Linked DNA regions of Mus musculus: region 2 is linked to region 1. Evidence: chromatin loops called from intact Hi-C (ENCODE). Cell type or tissue: gastrocnemius. All regions are shown on one strand. Each heading gives the region's core, and the rest is flanking DNA. Links, peaks and the distances in the headings are about the cores only.

Evidence for each region. Peaks named below come from ENCODE experiments on the same cell type or tissue, not always from the same donor. Only the 100,000 strongest peaks of a DNase experiment are listed, where the experiment ranks them.
Region 2: it touches region 1 in a loop (2.3-fold over the local background); 4 of 42 quality-filtered maps call a loop at or near these places.

What each region holds. Positions count from the first base shown.
Region 1 is chr10:93,159,250-93,162,153 of GRCm38, reverse strand. It overlaps Cdk17 (cyclin-dependent kinase 17), which reads right to left and starts at 1,278. Exons shown (of 17, transcript NM_146239.2): 1 at 954-1,278. In gastrocnemius, for the core only: no CTCF peak of the experiment used is centred there; DNase peaks (open chromatin) are centred at 1,023 and 1,512; H3K4me3 peaks cover 1,889 bases; H3K27ac peaks cover 1,905 bases.
Region 2 is chr10:93,250,034-93,252,937 of GRCm38, reverse strand. Elk3 (ELK3, member of ETS oncogene family) reads left to right here. Exons shown (of 5, transcript NM_013508.2): 5 at 2,830-2,904. It also overlaps a transcript of Cdk17 not described here. Among named protein-coding and RNA genes, the nearest start is that of Gm32551, 33 kb to the left of the region's middle. In gastrocnemius, for the core only: no CTCF peak of the experiment used is centred there; a DNase peak (open chromatin) is centred at 1,342; H3K27ac peaks cover 252 bases.

The DNA.
Region 1 (2,904 bases), core at 185-2,684:
CACTGATGCGTCGTCTTCGATGGCCACATTAACATAAGGGAAAGGCGCCACGGATTTCAGCTAAAGGCTTTTGCCATTTTTGAAGAAGAAAAGCTAATTGTTAATGGCCATGTGACACAGAAGATCCCAGAAAGGAAAGGGTGGGAGGAAAAAAAAAAAAAAGAGAAGAGTTCAAGGCAGTTCAGGGTCAGACCAAGTCAGGCATCCTGTCATTAGCAAACGTTCCCCTAGCTGAAGGCAAAATACCGCTTACCCCAGAAGGAGTGGGTGAAAAGTAGGGGAGAGAATGAGTGGGGAACCACAGGGGACGGCGAGGTGGCAGCGTGGGGGTGATGTGGGGAAGAAAACTGGGGCCACCCAGCTGAGATGGGGAGCAGAAGCAACCGGACAAAAACACCGAGAAAAGCAACTGCGGCTAAGACAACGGTGGAACACACACACACACAACCCCCTCTTCCCGGGTTCTCTGGGTTTCCCACAGTCCCTCCGCCTCCGGTTGGAGCGACACTCAGGGGTGTGACCCGCCAGCAAGAGGGCTGCCCGGAGCTTTGTGTCGACCCGCTCCCCCACGAGAGGGCTCCTCCCCCGCGGAGCTGCCCACCCACCCGCGCGCAGCCTCCCGCGTCTCCAAGGAGCCCGCAGCGCCGCGTCCTCGCCCACTCCCGCCGCCCCGCGCCCGCGCCTCCACCCCGGCCCCGGGGACCTTTGTGTCTCGGGGGGACTTTCCGCCTCTTCCCCTCCCGGCGCCCCACGGGGCCAGCAGCCTCCCCAGGAAGCCTCGATCGGCTGCGAACTCTCAGCGGCGGCGCATGGAGCCCCTCCCCCCAGGTCCCCCAACCAGCTCCGCACTCCCGCAGCCCACGCCGCGCGTGGACATGCGACCGACAAGATCCCCACTCGAGCCGCCCGCTGACAGGCGTCACGATCCCTGCCCAGCCCCGCTGCCAACTCACCAGCAAGTGCGGGGACCGCGGGCTCCGGACCGGCGGGCGCGCAGAGCGAGCGAGCGGATGCAGGTCCGGTGGTGGCGGACGCGCCGAGGCGCCTCAGGCTCAGGCCTCCCCCCACCCCCCAACCTCGCGCCTTCCGCTCCGCGAGGGCCGCCGGCCGCCTCACGCGTGGCAGAGCCCCCCGCTCAACATGGCTCCCGGGCCGCGGAGCCTCGCGGACGGCCCAGTACTCCCGGCCACCGAGCCGGGGCGGAGCGAGGCGGCGGGGCGCGGGCTGCCGGACTGCCGGGCGCTGGGTAGACCGCAGCCGCCGCTCTCGTTCGTCTGAGTGCGCGTTGCTTTCTCTCGCTCGGAGGCTGCGGCTTGACGCCTCCGCCTGTTCCCCGGAGCGAGCGAGAGCGGGGGTTAGAAAAAAAAAAAGAAAAGAAAAAAGGAAAAAAAAAAAAAAAAGACTTTTATTGAAACGATCCAACCAGCGGCGGCGGAGAAAAGCGACCGGCTGCGGGAGCTTCCCCACCCCCGCCTGCACGGCTCGCCTGGGGCAGCGCGACCCCTGCCGGCGGTGGCGGCGACGGCGGCATGCGGGGCGGAGCCTTGCCTGGGGGTGGGGCTTATGACTGGGGCGTGGTCTGGGCGGGGCTGGGGGGTATTCCCAGGAAACTTCAAGCGTGGCTTCAAACGCGGCTGGAGAGCAAGGGAGACCCTGTCCGTGGACAGAACGCTGAACAGTGTCTGACCATCGCGATTGGTGAGGAACCGATCGCCACAAATCAGCCCCTCACTGTCCCCTCGCAACAATAAAACTCTGCTTGAAGTATTCCAGGCGCTACTGTACACAGGATGCCTGCCTCAGTACAGTGCTTCAGATGACCCACAAAGAAATACCTCGGTCGATTGCTGCAATTTTCTTCTGTTCTGTGACTGGATATGCGTGGCCAGTGCAGTAATCACCCACGCACAAAGCTTTGATTTCAACCACAGTGTTTTTAAATGTTATTACACTGTTGGCTCTAGGCTGGGGGGGGAGGGTGGAGGGGGGAACTAAAATGGTTACAATAAAACTGTGTTGTGAAAGAGTCAATGCTAAGTTATAGGACCCAGAAAGAGATACTGTTGCAGTGAGTTAGATTCTGTTGCTTGAAGGAGGCAGGCCAAAGAGGTTGGCCCAGTTTCTGTAAATCTTTTTACTTTCTTCTTCCCCAGTTAGGAACAACTGAATGTGTAGACAAACTAAAGTGATCCTGGCCCATTTCTTTCCACAAGTAGGGATAGAAGCTTAAAGTAAAAGCAGACTTAAGTGGCAGAGGAAAATACTGAGAGAACTGAAAGAAGACAGTAGGGTCCGGATGTGGACACCCTAACCAAGAAAAGGTTAACGGTATAAAAGGCCAGTAGGGTGAAGGTTGGGGTTTTTTGTTGTTGTTGTTGTTATGTTTTGTTTTTCTGTTCTTATCACCAGGAAGTGCACGATATATTTTAAATCTCATTATCTACTAAGGACTTCTGAATCGTATCTTTTCTGATTGATGCGCCTTTCCTTGAAGATACTTCCTGCCCTTCTGTCTAGAACTTTGTCGGACACAGCTGGATGTGTTTTCTACAGCTCATAAGGTTCATATATATCAACCGGAGTTCTCCTGTGTCTCCAAAATTACCAGAACTATAGGTTAACAATAATTATCCTCTACAAAGACTTCAACACTTGTTTACCCTATAAAAATGTCCATATTTATACTTCCCTTCAAGAATGAGTGTGTACTTTTGAACAGCAGTTAATGATTTTTTTAATATATGTCTAATTCAGGCAATTTTATAATATGTTAGGAGCTAGCATCATTTCAGAGTTCTTTGTAAGTTAAAGAAAAATATATGTTACACATGACCTACTTTTATACCAAACATTTTCACATGCTTGCCTTATATTCAAAAGCAATTGTGTGGGGGTGTTGTTGTT
Region 2 (2,904 bases), core at 277-2,776, 91 kb before region 1:
GCTGGGAGAAGTCCATACCACATAGCCAGTGGTTCTGCGAAGCCAGCATGCATCAGGGTTGCATGGATATTGTGTCAAGTAAAGATGCTAGGCCCACCCAGGGGCTTCTGATTCATGGGGTCTCAGGCATGGTCTGATAAAACAGTCACACTTCTGATAATGTTCTAGGAAACATTAGGAACCACATTCTGAGAGCCAACCGCTGTAGACTAGGGGTTCCTAATTTACATTTAGAATTCTGCAGACTACTGCATACAAAGGCTGTCTGCAAAGAGGTTCTATTCTAATTTCTGTAAACAGATCTGTTTTCAATCCAAGAGCCATTCAAAAACCAGCCGGGGAGGTTGAAAGGGGGCCACAGCTTAGCTTGGATGGCTGAGAGGTTGCATGGCCTGGAGTTCACAAGTGATGGCTGGATCCATGTGCAAAGGGAAACAACTCTGTCCCTTAAAAAATATTATTACCCTGCATAAAAAAGAGCAAGTGGTCATATAAAAGTTGGAGGTGGCAGTTTTAAAAATGGCAAACAATAAACTTCCTCAGAGGAATGAGATTTCCAATGAAAAATAATAGGACATCGACTGAAATGGATTTCTGGGAATACAGATTACCACTGAGTCCCATCAAAATGAATAAAAACGTAAGTCTCATTTACATACACCGGGTGTTGGTAAATGAAAGAAAAATCATAACCTACAGCACATTTTGAGCAGAGTGGGCATGTGTCCTGTGTGAGCTTTGGAAAAGCAAACCGAAATCCTTAGGGAGGGAGTTGGTGGAGCTAAGGCATTGCTACGCAGATCTCCTGAGACAATGATCTGCTTGTCTGTCTATCTTAGAGGAAGAGTGATGGGCACAGGGTCATACACTGTAGATCTGGCTAGCTTGGAGCTTACTTTGTAGCCCAGGCTGACCTTAAACTCACGGTAGTCCTCCTGCCTCAGCCTCCTGAATGTGGGGATGACGGGTGTGCACCAGCCTACCTAAAACCATGCTTATAGCAGACTAGAGCAGATATGGCAGAATTTCAGCAGAGAGAGAAAACGACGCACTACCCTTTCTGGAAGAGGTTATGTTTTCTATTTGCAAAGTGTTTTAGAAAAGAGAGAGAGGTATCTAAGGCACTGGCCGAGCGTGAATCTAGAGCCTGATCTACAAACACACTGGGGCATACCTCACAGGCAGGTACATGTGGAAAAAGGGTAGAGGAGACTCGGTTTCCAACTGAGAATGTGCTCGATAGAACATTTTAGCTTGACACACTTTTATAGCTGTGGTGGGAGCAAAGCCAATGAACCTTCTGTGGGGGGAGGGGGGAACCCAAGCCAATCAGGACAAGTATGGCAAAGGAGTGCACAGAGTGGGCAGCAATCCATCCTAACATATGGAAAAAGCTGACACTAAAGATGATTTTTTCATAGGCACCAGTAAAATGGGGGGCAGGGGGAGAGCGCGTGTGCGCTTCTGCAGTTCACCTGAAGTCACTTCACGAGTGGGGCTTGGCTTAGAAAGGTTTAAGTGCATGCAGATAGATCTAGGAACTGGACAGAAACAAAGTCCCCCAAAGCTCCAGGAAAGACAAGAAGCCCCTACATATGCCAGTTACCATTAAATCAATTAAAAGAGGAGCTGGGCCGTTTAGTATAGCTGGTGATTAAAAACTTACTTTTGCTTAGGAGCTATGACCTTGAGCTAGTCAGAACCTCCCCGAGTTGTTTGTCTCACTTACAAAGTGGTGATAACAAAGCTTACTTTATACTCTTAGTGACCCAATGAAACAGCGGCCCCTGAGAGGCCAAGGCGTTCAAATGTGTTACCGAAATAGTTTAGGGGAAAAAGTATGTACTCATTCGACAAATATTTATTGTACTTCTCGCATGTGCCAGGCTCTGCCGTTTGATATTTAGTGCTCAGGTTTAATATTTAGCTTTCCTGGACTAAACAGGGATTAAGCTACAGGAGGACCGGGGGGGGGGGGGGGGGGAGGTCCACTGGCCACATTGTGTCTTCGGCAGTGCAGAACTCGAGCTGTGAGTGGACAGTCACATATGACAAGGATGCTCTTGCTCACCCTTCTTCGTACGGGATCACAGCTGAAATATCTGTCCCACTTAGGAAATCCAGCGCTTTTGTTCGGCTAGCTACCACCTTAGTTACCAACAACACAGAAATCTCACTGTTTGCCTGTGCAAGGGCGACCTAATGCACTGATAATTAGATCAGGGAAAAGCACTCTCAAACCTCCAGGAAAGAATAAGATCATCTTTCTTTTAGAAAAATGCACAGAGGCCAGGACCACACATCTCCGGGCGCTGGGATAGTGCTGAGCCATGCGACATGGGTGCTGGAATCAGGCTCAGCTCCTGTCCACAGAGCAGTCAGTACTGTTAAGGGCTAGGCTGCTGTGTCCAGCTTCCCGGTCCTCGTTTCCAACAAGAGCGGACAGGCGTCTCTGTTGTGCTGTGGGAACCAGACAGCAAATTTCGAAATGTGAGATTACTGACCCATATGTAAAGGATCTTGGTTTCCAGTTTTACCCCTTGATAGTTAGAAAATCAGCAAACTAGCTTAGAACCTTTAAAAAAAAAATAGCAGTAGACTCAACTTCACTGCACATGCGAAGGACAGGTTAGGACCTTTGGCACACAGAATAGGGGCATTTTCTGGGCCCCTCTCTGTTGCTCTAGGTAACCTTTGTAAAGCAACTCAGCAGCCAACTCCCATCACTGGGCTCAGGGAACAACATCCACGGGTGGGTCTATGCATTAAAGGCAAGCAAGCTCCCGAATGGCTTTGTCACAGTTACTAAATGCTCCCTGTTCCTTCCAGTTCCCCACACTGCTCAACGGTCACATGCCGGTGCCGCTCCCCAGTCTGGACAGAGCTCCATCCCCAGTTCTGCTG